Linked DNA regions of Homo sapiens: region 2 is linked to region 1. Evidence: chromatin contacts called from ENCODE Hi-C or POLR2A ChIA-PET data. All regions are on one chromosome and are shown on one strand. The core of a region is the stretch at or near the end of the contact, and the rest is flanking DNA. Distances in the headings are between cores, read along the strand shown. Region 1 has its middle 10 kb from the start of PCDHB1. Region 2 holds the start of DIAPH1-AS1 (DIAPH1 antisense RNA 1).

Evidence for each region. Hi-C counts contacts between places; a loop is a spot of excess contacts on that map. ChIA-PET counts read pairs that join two places held with the same protein, here RNA polymerase II (POLR2A). Pooled maps may share reads with other maps.
Region 2: a map of MCF 10A shows a loop between it and region 1 (6-fold over the local background). The contact joins the promoter of DIAPH1-AS1 here to the enhancer-like site in region 1. A Hi-C loop is called at or near these places in 1 of 168 maps with a recorded cell type or tissue (MCF 10A) and 4 of 50 pooled maps. POLR2A ChIA-PET finds 5 or more read pairs at or near these places in 1 of 52 experiments (MCF 10A).

What each region holds. Positions count from the first base shown.
Region 1 is chr5:141,037,804-141,044,364 of GRCh38, forward strand. No RefSeq gene overlaps it. Among named protein-coding and RNA genes, the nearest start is that of PCDHB1, 10 kb to the right of the region's middle. RefSeq lists enhancers at 2,683-3,617, 2,813-4,216. Within about 2 kb of position 2,813, at least 14 of the 41 ENCODE cell types and tissues checked have a DNase peak (open chromatin) inside an H3K27ac peak, as active enhancers do.
Region 2 is chr5:141,556,021-141,562,581 of GRCh38, forward strand. It overlaps DIAPH1-AS1 (DIAPH1 antisense RNA 1), which reads left to right and starts at 2,291. Exons shown (of 3, transcript NR_038333.1): 1 at 2,291-2,467; 2 at 5,782-5,885. The region is part of intron 18 of DIAPH1 (diaphanous related formin 1); the gene reads right to left. RefSeq lists enhancers at 1,269-2,121, 1,882-2,176.

The sequences.
Region 1 (6,561 bases), core at 1,563-4,062:
AGTCCTGACGCCTGTGAATATATTACATAGCAAGGGGAAATTAACATTGTGACAATTTGTCACGGCAGCAAATAGAAAAATAACCCAGAGATTTTAGATGGGAGTCAAGGAAAGCTTCTTTAAAGAGACGTCATTAATCTGAGTTGACATATTAGAAGGAACATGTCATGCAAAGAGCTGGTGATAACCCACTCCAGGTAAAGAAAACAGCAAGCTCAAGGACCCCAAGACTGAAAAGAGATTGATTAATGTTCTAGGAACTGTTGGAAGGTCAGGGCAATTGAAGTGTGGTAATTGAGGGAGGAAGTGGTTAATAAGATTGGAAATTTAGATAGGATTTGTTTATGCAGGGCCTTGTAGGCCATATTAAGGAATCTAGATTTTACTCTCAATGCAATGGGAAGACATTGAATTGTTTTAAGCATGGGTGCAACATAATCTGTCTTATGTCTTTTAAACAAACTATCACATGTACTCCATAAATACATACAATTTGCATCAGTAAAATTTTTTAGTATATTTTTATTGCAATATACCATACTTAATATGCACAAATCATAGTGTGCAGTTTAATAGATTTTTGCAGTGAATACACTCATGTCAAGAAATAGAATATTACCAAATCCTGAAGTCTCCCTCATTCCCCATTCCAGTCTTTATCTCCATCGAGGCAACCACTATCCTCACTTTAATCATCTTAGGGTAGTTTATACAATTATTGAGCTTTAAATTAATAGAATCATAGAAAAATTTGTTTCTGATTTTTTTCCTGCTAAACATTGCATTATGTCTGTGAGGCTGATACATATTGTTGCATGTAGTAGTTTTTAAAAAATTGTCATTGCTGTGTATGTTACTGTATATGGCAACAACAACATCTTTATCCATTTGGATTGCTTCCAGGTTTGAGCTATGATGAACATTCTTGTCTATGTCTTTTTGTACATACACGTAGGCATTTCTGTTGGATGTATACCTAAGAGTGCATATCTACGGGTATGTTTTATTGAACTTTAGTAAATTGCTGCCAGCTTTTCAGAGTGATTGTAACAATTTACACTCCACCAGTACTGTGTGATAGTTGGAGTTGCTTCATCCTTTCCAAGGCTTGAAAATGTCAGCTTTTATTATTTATTTATTTAGCCATGCTCTTGGATGGATACAGGCTTTTAGTTGTGGCTTAAATTTCCATTTCTTTAACAGTTAAGGATGTTGTAAACCTTTTCATATGCTTATTGGCTATTTGGATATTCTCTTTCATTAAGTGCCTGCTCACTGACTTAGTACTTAGGTTTTAAAAAGATAATTCTTGTTTCTATGGGGAGATTATATTAGCCAATACTACTAGGCACTTGTTTGGATCTTGAAACAACATGAATAAATTTTGGGTGTATGCACTGGAAATTTACAAGTGCTCTTTTACAGGGGAAATGCTACAGAAACACAGGTGTGCTGCAAAACACCATGACAGTGCAATTTATCTGTAAAATTGGCCATGAAACTGTGAGTCAAATCATGCATTCTGAAAAGTGTTGATCTATCTTAAGATATCTTACTGTTGTCCTCTCCAATACCAACTCCAAGGGAATATAATACTATCTTATGAATTGAATTTATTAATAAAATGGTGTCCTTTAAACACAAGCACTACAGAAATTTAATGACTGAAGGAGAGAAAATGCAATACTGCATAAAATTTAGTTTAGTGCCTCCAGAAAAAATTAATTTTACTAGTTTGAAACCGAGTTAGACGAATTCTGAGACATAAATATGTGAAGGAGAAAGGACATGCTGAATTAATGGGAGTTCTGGCTGCCTGCCAGGGGGATTCTACAAAGTCTTACAATACAAAGTAAATCATCCCTCTGGAGCAAGTGGTATGCCCCTCCAGAATGAGGAGGGCTCCGCCCAACAATAAATTAACTTTGTACAGCATGCTTTATTGCTCTGCAATGCATTCTGGCAGGCTTGCTTTCATTGTCTCTTCCCTTGGGCTGGCTTGCTTTGCTTGTCTTTTAAAGATGACTCAGCCAAACTTTTAGTCTTTGCCCTCATCTTCTCCCTTTCCCTACTCCTCATCCTCCAATTTTTCTTCCCAGAAAGGCAAAGCCAGAGCAGAGCCCCTCCCTTTTGGTTATTGTTCCAGCTCACTGAGTATTGGCCCTGAGACGTAAACGGTTTCTTTCCTCTTTTCCAACTTCATGGTTTACATTCATTTTATTAGGCTACCTCTGGCCCTCTCAGTTCTCTGAAGCTAGTGATCCTAAATATCTATGGCGTCTGGGCATGGGGGTGCTTTTCATCCCCGCTTCCTACTGCAACAACCCCTGCAATCCCCTCTGCAGCCCCAAGCAAGGAGATCCGTGTCGTCAGGAGTGCGGTGCAGCCACACATCCAAGGCTGACAGGGCGGGCACTCTGCCAAGTCCTGCGCGCTGCTCGCCTTCCACAACACCTTCCTCAGCTTCGTCTGTATTTGAAGAGCTTAGTAAATTAATTTCCCAGGGGCAGAGAAGGGAGGAAGAGGGAGTGTCTGAGGGCTGAAAAATGCAGTCGACTCGCCCTCTGCTGGTTAAAGATCCGAATTTGTCGCCGCCAAAACAACGGGGAATGAGAAAGCAATCCATATGGTACGGAAAAATTACAACAAAAACTCGGCTTAATTTAACCCACCTGTGAACCTTAACTGCCTACTGTTCCTCTTTAGCGCTGCTTACTTCCCCAGCACTGAGATTTAATTAGATTGATTCTAAACGCTAGCCCCTGAACTCATTTTCATTTGCCCCTGGTTTCTGCCGTTCTAAAACGCAAATAATCCCCACCCACAAGTTCTCTTCTTGTCTAATTAGTCGCTAAGCAACTGAAGATAACAACTAAACCATTACTTCTAGAACACACTCGTGTTTCACTCCAGTGTCTTTGCCTTAAATAGTAATTTCAAGCGAACAACAACAACAAAAAAATCAGCTGCTGTTTGTGTTTCCGAGATTAATTAATTGGAAATCGAGAAAAAGCAAATGTAGTCCGTCCCAGTGCTGGTGTCTTAGGAAAGCTGACAGGCAGCTTTGTGCAAGCCGAGGTATTGGCCGCCATAACGCACACTGACTTTTGTACCGCCTTTGCTGTCTTACGCATTTTGTCGGAATAAACCAACACACGGAGGTTGGGTAATCTAGCCCCTTTACCCTGTACAGCAAGACAGCATTTACGAGTCACTGAGATTCTGGAGAGTAGAGAGAGAAAAACAACCACAGGATTTTGCAATATGGTGTATTATTTAATATCAGTCTGTTCCTCCTCCAGGCTAAAAATCCCAAAACAAGGGGTTCCTACCCCCCTCCACCTCTGGCATTGTAAATTAGCCAGTCACGCGACCCTTGGAACCAGTTGGGATTGGCCATTTCCTTTGTGTGGTGAAAATCTCTGCAGCGAGTCATGGGACCGAACTGGGCGGTGTCGCTGTCCGTGGCCATGGTGCTGAACTCTGGGCGTGGCCAGAGAGATTTCCTTTACATGACAGCTTCCGGTAGGGCGGGGTCGGGGTCGCGTTCCGAAAAGTGGATCCACCTGCCACCTGGTGGCAGATGAGGAAAATGCTATTGATAAAGTGTAAAGGGTTCTTTGGATTAAGACTTAAAACTTAAAAGACACAAATTGAAGATTTGGGGCGTCAGGAAGTGGTTTTTTTGAGAGATCTGCCTATTTTTAAAGAGAAATGGAAAAATTTAGAATTTTCAGAGTGATCTCTCGCTTCTACTCAAAATAATTTACGAATATGTTTAAATTTCTCCAAGCATTTTTTCCAACACATCTTGTAATCAAATAGGTATTTTTAAAGTATCTGTATATATAGGTATTTAGAAATATTTACTAAAACTTCCACAGGGTATATTTTACTGAAAGAAATACTAAGGAAGCACTATGTTGTTAGCCAAAAATATTCCAGGAAGCTTAGCCGAGAGTGCTACTCTGATCTCAGTTTCTGGAAGATGAAAAGTGTGACTATATTTAGGAATTGGTAAGAGGTGGTGGGAATTCTAGGATGAAAACTCTTGTTTTTTATTTTTTCCAAGCCTAATACATAAACTATCAGAGTGCTAAAAATACAGAAAATTTATGGTATGTTTATTACTTTTAGTCTGTGTATATTATTTACACTATTTTACACAGTGATGATTAAGTTACTGTGAATTACATACATCCAGCTTCAGAGGAGGAAACCTTAAGTTGCTTTGTAAGTACAGATCTTGATAAATAGCAAGAAAAAATAGGGGAAATACCTTGTTCAAGTGTTGTTTCAGAGTCTTACTGTATGTTCAGGTGTATGGGTTACAGTGTAAAATCAATTCTAGCAAGTTGAGAGTGAAATAAAATTCTTTCCCAAGCAAACAATCTTACCACTCTCAGAAAAAAGACCCATCCCAGGGCACATTTGGTTTTATAAGTCAACCAGCCCAGTTAGTATTTCCTTTTCTTATAGCTATTTTCTCATTTACTCTTCTATGGGTCTTAACATAGAATAAAAATATAATAGCATAGTTACTTAACATAAAAGTTACCATTTCTGTTTTAAGGTTTAAAACAAAATTTTGTTGAATAGATATTAATTTCAATAAAAATGTAGGTACTGATTTTGGTGTTAACTGAATTTTCTATAAAAAGGAGAAATTGATAAGTGCTTATCAAGGGAAAGAATTATCACTCTAATATAGTCTCTATTTGATTAAATTGAGACGTTTCCAAACACTTGTCAGATTTCCTGGAAAGACATCCATAGCCTGTTCTACCAATATGAAAAAAAGCATGAATAGTAAGAAGATGAAAGACATCTGTTTTAAACAAGAGTGTACTACAAATCCAGTCTATAAGTGGTATTGGTTTATATTATGGCTTCTTGTGTTACTGTGGGAGAAGGAAACTTTATACGCACATGCACAGGTTGAGCAATAAGAGGCATTCTCATTTAAAGCAACAGATGGGAGATCAAGAGCAGCTGCAATAAACTGAGCTGCCTAAAAAGGACTTCTATCCACCAAAGCATCCTGTTTCTGCTAATATGAATAAGAAACCTTAAAAGCATGAAAAGACACAATGGAAGAATAAAATTTTAAAATAGTACTAAAGTTTACAACTGCAGGTGTGACCTCAATGTTTCAAAATACACCTACTCCTAAAAATAGACTTTTTTTTTCAGGCTTAAAAGGTATATATGAATGAAAATTAGAGGTGACCCCAAATATTAACCTGCCTGTTAAAATTACTATTACAATAAATATTATCAATATTAAAATTTTAAAACTACCTGAACTTTGGGTACAATAGTAGAAGCAACAAATCAGAAGAGATGCTCCAATATTTTAGTTAAGGTATTTTTTTTCTAAAAGAAGTTGAAAATAGTGAAAAAATTATCATCAGAACAATTTCAGAAACATTTAAACCTATGACTTAAAGATGAATAAAAATAAACAATACATTTTACATTAATGTTAGAATCAATTTTGATCTAAACTAATTTTATAAGCAGAAAATGTAGAGTCTTAAAGGAAAGAACATTGGGTAAAAAGAATTTGTTATTCAATATGCGACTAAGTACATTTCTCTTGCCTCCCTGAGTGGATTTTCAAAAAAGTTAATTAGCACTTAGGTAATAGTGTAATAATTCCAAAATTCTTTAATGTATATCTTGAGATTTATTTTGATGGGTAAATATATTGATGCTGTTGTGAACTAAGGCTTCTCACTTTGGGACAAGGAAAATACAAAATATGAAGTAGGGGAGGAAAATAAAGATATCTGTATTAATGTATTGAAAGTGTAAGTCTCATGATCCCATATAGATATACGTATGCACATACACTTATACTATATATATATATACAAATATGTATTTATTCAAGGCAAGGATCATTCATGGATGTTGGAAATCAATGGTTAATAAAATTGTTTTGGGAATAGCATATCCTCGTAGTTTCAAATCTCTCCACAGATCACTAATTAATTATAAAAAGAATTAAAAGGTACCTATCCAACTGAAAAATTTGATGGACACCATTTTATAACCAAATTGCCAAACTTAATATCACCAGTGATGGAATAAAATGACATCATATGCCCTCTGATGTGATACATTGAGAAGAACACAATATCACTTATGTGGTATTTTTGCAAAAATATTTAACCTCAATCTAACCAAGGGTAAACACAACAAAAAATTCCAAATTGAGGGATATACTGTAAAACAACTCTTTAAAAACATCAGTGTCGATCATTAGAGAAATGCAAATTAAAACCACAATGAGATACCCTCTCAAACCAGTCAGAATGGCTATTATTAAAAAGTAAAAAAATAACAGATGCTGATGAAGTGTCAGAGAAAAGGGAGCACTTATACACTGTTGGTAGGAGTGTAAATTAGTTCAACCATTGTGGAAAGCAATGTGGTGATTCCTCAAAGAGCTAAAATCAGAACTACCATTTGACCCAGCAATCCCATTAGTGGCTATATACCCAAAGAAATATACATCATTTTACCATACAGACACATGCACACAAATGTTCATTG
Region 2 (6,561 bases), core at 1,041-3,540, 520 kb after region 1:
GCTTGCTGTGGCTGCTGAAAGTCAGAGTCACTGACCCATTTCAGAAGTGGGAGAAGAATATTAAGCAAGAACTTTCATCTGATCATTTGCATCTAAGTCAGTCTCAGGGAGTATCTCCAAAAAGGTCAAGGGAAGGACTAGCGATATTATAATCCTGAAGCCATAAAGGACTTTTCACCACATCCCCCCCGGCCCCAACACAGTATTATATTTTTTCTTTCTGTAAAAGTCCATGAAGTGCTGTTAATTCATTGAGTCTTACCAGGGAGAAAGCTGCTACTTAAGTAAAAAAAGTATTCGGGAAAAAAAAAGCTGATACTCTAGAATCACCATAGGGATGCAGCTATTACACAGTGGCCAAACACAGTTGTCCCAAAGCTTAAAAGCTCTCCTTTAATTCTTAGAACGGGTGAGGCCCACTTCTATGACCATGTTCTCCGTTGACGGCAGTGTGCAAACTTTTCTCAAGACTTTGGGTAACAGATTATCACGTCAGGAGAAAAGTAAGAGTCCAGCCCTTTCTCCCTCTGAAGGTGGCAGGGCATTGCTCCTTCACTTGGTCACCAATAGCCTCTGTGGGAAATCCTAAAGAAGAGGCTCTGCTCTGGCAAGAAGGGAAGTCTGGCTTTGTATCTTCTCAGTCCCAACCTGAGAGATCTTCTTTTTATTTATTTATTTATTTATTTTTTGAAATGGAGTCTCACTCTGTCACCCAGGCTTGAGTGCAGTGGTGCAATCTTGGCTCACCACAACCTCCGCCTCCCGGGTTCAAGCAATTCTCCTGCCTCAGCCTCCCGAGTAGCTGGAATTACAGGCATGCGCCACCAGGCGGCCCGGCTAATTTTTGTATTTTTAGTAGAGACGAGGTTTCGCCATATTGGCCAGGCTGGTCTCAAACTCCCAACCTCACGTGATCCGCCCGCCTCGGCCTCCCAAAGTGCTGGGATTACAGGCGTGAGTCACCGCGCCTGGCAGAGATCTTTTTAAAAGAAATTAAGTCTATAAATAAATTGCAAAATAAAAAATAAAAAAGAGCATAAGAGAGAACCTATAGAGACATCAACCAACTGCAATGTGTAGACTTTATTTGGCTCTGATTCAAATGAACTATTAAAAAAAACAACTATCATAAGATAATTTGGGAAATTTAATACTAACTGGCTATCTGATGATAAAGAATTTTTTAAATGTGATAATGGTAGTAATTATCTTCTTTTAAAAGTCCTAATTTTTTTGACACACATTCTGAACTGCTTAAGGATTAAATAATATGAACAAGGATACATGTAAAAATAATGGGTGGCAAAGACAAAGTTGATACAGGTATATGAAACAAGACTAGCTGTTGATTAAGTTTTTTAAATGGGTGATGGACATAGGGGTGTTCATACTAGTCTCTTTACATATATGTGTGTATGTGTGCGTGCATTTTTTTCACGGTTTCAAAAATAACATTTTTTAAAAAAATTCAGGACCATTTCCCTAGAGTCCTTGGGGCATTTGATTCTTCCCAGACAGCTAAGTGAAAGGGGTTCCTTTTTTTCTTCTTTTTTTGGGGGTATCTTTTCTTATCTGATCCTATAATTAAGAAAACTGCCCTAAACATCTCTGTAGCAAAAACACCTAAACCCAGGATTAGAGTCTAGATGAGGCAGAGGGGATGCCCTGGCCTGCTGCCTCAAAAGCTAGCACTCTGTCACTGTTAGTAGGTGTCCGGCAGCCAAACCATTTTGCTCTGTGCTCCGCTGGCAAGGACTTGCGGCATCGATTGCTCAGGATGCAGGCAGCCTGCAGCAAGGTGTGTCCCTGATGAGCAACTGCTGAGTAAAAGAGTACGTAGCTGCGCCTCAGCCAGTCTCCCTCCCTCTGCAAACCAGACTCCTCCTTTGCCTAACTCCTTTTTTTATTCCTGCGTCACAAATACAAAATGGAGTTAGCTGGGAGCAAAAACAATCTGTCTAAAATGGCTGAATGCGGTGGGGAGTGCCAGACAGTAAAGCGAAGGGAAAGGGCACCCCCTGGCGGCCAAGATAGGGAGTCTGTTTTATGTTCTTCACTACTTTTGCATTTCAAACGAATCAGTCCTACAGAGTCCAAGTTAATTTTGTCACAAATCTTGATGTTGAGCTCTAAAATTCAACTAATAGAAACTGAGGCACAAGAAGGGAAAATAATTTTCAGTCTCTAAAGACAAAGGGCACAAGTCAACAGCCCTGAGTTGCAGTTACTGCTTGGTTATGATCAGTAATAGTTTCTAGGAGACAACAGAACGGAAGGGAGGTCCTTTTATAGTACATGATTCCCCAGCTTCAATAATGGACTAATGACCCCCGGAATCCCACCGCTATAGCCTGCACTTCCCCAGGAATTCCTGTTTAAGGCGTCTCTCAATGAAGACCACAAACAGGAAATGGAGGAGTGGGGAGTTGCCTGACATCCTGGAAACTACGTTCTTAAAGAACTGCAGGTGGGAGTAAGTGGGATAGAAAAATGGGCTTTTCAAAAACTGTTGAGAACACGGACTGAGTCAGTTGTATCCGCACGGCTGGAAGACAGGCAGCTCCACCTAACCTCACTCACTTACTCAGGACCAAAACCCTACTTGCTCTGCCCAAGATAAAGCCTGCAGCATTTGTACCTATTCTACAGGGAACACCCTCCATTATCTTTATCTTACGCTACACCTCCCTTGAGTAAGCCAAGTACCTATGACTAAAAAAGAACATGTAAGAAAGGTGGAAAAAACAGAAATTATCTGGAAAAACTTGTGGGTACAAGTCATTAATGGTTGCCACTACTTAAATGAGGCTGCACAAATACGCCAGTTTATCCAACGTCCCTAAAGTGAGATAATGGCAACACATACAACACAGGTGCACAAAAATCACAAGTTGTTAAAAAAAAAAAAAAAAAGACTCTGGCATCACTATAGTTTTCTCTGAAGAAATAGGGTCTTTGTGGAAGAATCTTAGATCTCTCAGGCATATATGAAAGATCAGAACACTTAATAATCTCTCCAGGAAATAACTTTCTGTGAGGGTAACATAGCTATGGAATTGCCAAGTTCACCTAGCATACAATAAGCCATGTCTATTAAGCACTACATCAACTCTCTAATTCTGGGAAGAGGAGACAGTAAGAGGGTCTTAATGTTAATATAAGTGTTAATATAAGAAGCTGCCCAAATGGAGGACTTCTGATTTATATTCTTCATGGTTGTAATATACATAAGGGATAAATTCAGCACTTTAAAACAATCACTAAGGTATACATTATAGAAGGAAAAAATATCATGCCAACCGAATAGCAGTTATCCCTGCCCAAAGGTAACCGTATCACTGATACCTTGGCCAAAATATACAACTATCTGCAAAATCCCACAGAACTAGACCATTACAGATGTGCAAGCTGTAAGGAGGGACAGGGCAAACTGGCATTAATGAACAAACCTAAAGGACAAGAACAAAGCCACACAGAATCCCAAAGGAAGAACCAGATGCTGAGAGTTATAAAGAAGGGGACAGATATAAGTCTGGAAGGGTAGCAGAAAAGCAGTATTAAAAATCTGGGCACTTCACCAAGCATTTGGTCTTTCAGATAATATAGTCATTGAGTTTCCCACAGATACTTTCCCAGCACACCCAGGATGGTGACTCAATTAGGGAGTGCTAAAAAGAGGTCTGCTTCTAGGATGTGGGTGGGGAAGGACTGGAAGGACAGGCACTATCCCAAACAAGGACTCAGGTATGTCAGCAAAGAGGACAGGTTTATGCAAGGAAACAATAGGCTAGAGGGCAGAAGAAAAGGCATTAAAATAAGGTACTAGAAATAAAACTCTTTTCCTGGATTAAAAAATGTTTTATTATGGGAAAAATTAAACATTCAAAAACACAATTATTAATCCCCATGCATACATCACTCAGTTTCAACAGTTATCCACTCGTGACCAATTCTGTTTCATCTACACCCCACTTCTAAATCCCATAATGATCCGCAATTATTTCTGTACACATCTCTAAAAGATGATGACTTTTTAAAAAATGCCATGAAACCATTATCACACTAATTTCCAGCTGTCTCAACTGTCAAGTGTTTTGTATAGTTCATTTGGATCAAGATCTAAATAAGTTCCATATACTGTACTGGTTGATAAAATTTAAAATTCCCTCTTAATCTATATGTTCCTCTCCATCTCATTTTTTCCCCTGAAATTTATTTGTTGAAGAAATCAGGACACTAATCACTGGTAAAAATCAAGAAGCACTAGCACAGTTACTTTACACTGTCAGTCACTGGAAGCAAGCACCTGAGGTTTCTCTCAACATGCCTGCATTCTTGCCACTCCCTTTCACTAAGTGCTGGATTTGAGCCCAATATATCTAGGCTCAAATTCTGGCTTGGTGTTTACTTGCTATAAAATCTTAACAAGCAAAGGACATATTAATTCTCTTTTATATCTCTCAATTATAAAACAAAGATAATACCAATTAGGCATTATGGAAATAATGTTTTGATAATTGGAAATAATAGTTGATAATCCCCTGTCACAAATCTGACATTAAATAGGTATTCATAATTTAAGACTGAATGAGAAGGCAAAGTACCTTCATCTTTTTTTTAGGTGCTCCAGATCAGTTTTAATCTCTGCTGTATCTCACCCACGCTAACCTAAATAAATACTGAGTAAACTGCAGAATTCTAAACCATTCTCCATAACAAAGGATTCTAGAAATATTCTGTTTTATTCAGGGTTGGGAAGGGAAGTAACAGGGTAAGAGCAGAACAAAGAGAACAGATGGAATAAACTCCCAGCCCCCAGCCTGAGCCTGCAGAGACAGCTGCTGGTTTTCGTCATACTGCTGTTTTTTTCCCTTCTTTGTTCCTGAGGTGGAAGCCAGGAAAGGGTGGGGAAAGATGAGGGGGGGAAGGGGTGGAGATGGGAGGACCGCCATCTCTGTTACTGAAAGTCACCTGATCTTCTCCTCCAATCCCTAGTCTCTGACCTCACAATCTGGAACCTGAGCCAAAATAGCTCAACTGCGCGCACCCCGTGGCCGAAAAGAAAAATGCAAGCAGAATAGGAAAAACGGGAAATTCTTGGGAAGGATTTTTGCAGTTTTTCTTGCTAAAAGAAATGCAAACACACACACAGGAGAGTGCCGTATCTTCCCATCTAATAGATCTAAAAGAAGAAATCACTGGCTCTAAGAAGAGTTGGGGTTATTGTAGGATCAGGAGGAAAGAATGGTTCCATCCCATCTTGCAGAAATGGGGTTACCAATGCCCTTCTGTTATATCACTGGGGTCCCTTGTCCAATGGTACTTAGAAGTGAAAAGAGTTTTGTTTTTTTTTTTTTTACATTGGAGTCTGTTTTTTCAAAAAGAAACTGTTAAGAGTGAAGTAAAGGATACTGTTACTTGCTTTATAGAACTGAATGCTAGTACTTGGCTTGGCAGACGAAATCTCAGGTCCAAGTACTTCTAGAAATCTAGAAGTGCTCTAGAATCTTCTCCAAGCATGTCAGACACTGAAATTTCCTTTTTAACCCTGTGTCTTTTTCATTATAAAAACAATATAACCACATTATAGAAAAATTAAAAGAGAAAGTATGTAGTACCCTAACAAAATCTCTGTTACAGTAGTCTGGTATATTCCCTTCTAATCTTTCACTAATGCATTTGTTTTTAATATGAAACAATTGTAATAAGGTGTACATAATTTGTTTCCTGCTTTTCCCACCAAACACTGAATCACAAGCATTCTTCCACACTGCTCCAAAGGCAATGGGCGAGAGTTCTAATACATGGAACAGTTACAGGACACTAAGTTCTAGAGCAATTCATCTCCAGAACAAAAACTGAAATGGAAGCAAGAAAAAAATAAGGTAGGCCACTCCTTTCCTTTAAAGACCTTTTATAGAGTAGCATCCCTTTGCTAGCAGTACAAAGATCTCCTCCTGTTCAAGTATCACACTCGAGTGAAGTCTGGAAGGTCCCCTGGCTGAACTTTGCAAGTCTCTCTTCCCCATATCATAATGGCTGTAAGCTCTAGCATAAGTTGCCATACATTTACAGAGCTGATGTGGGTAACTAACTCTTCAATTCATTGTTATGTATGAGTTTTTTTTAGGAAGATCAAAAGGACATGTATACATGCTAAGATGCAGTCAGATCAAATGGGTTACTGTAGCTACTGTTTCAAAAAAAAAAAAGAACAATTATTTCATTACTCTACTTTTGTTTTATCCTTGTGTTCATTATAAAAGTAATGCCTGCTTATTAAAAACTTATAATTTTTTTAATGAGGAAAGTCTCTGCATACTGATACGAAGACTCTCCAGGATATAGAAGCAAGGTATAGAAACAGTACAGATAGTATGTTCCTTGTTTTGGTAAGAGGAAGGACAAGAATCTGTATCAGTATTTGTTTATAACTGCACTTTTTAAGAAAGTCTAAAGGATAATCAAACTAATAAAAATGGTTACCTCTAGAAGGTAGGGGAGGGAGAAGGATGGCATGGATGAATACTAGGGTGGGAATGAGACTTTTTTATACTGTTT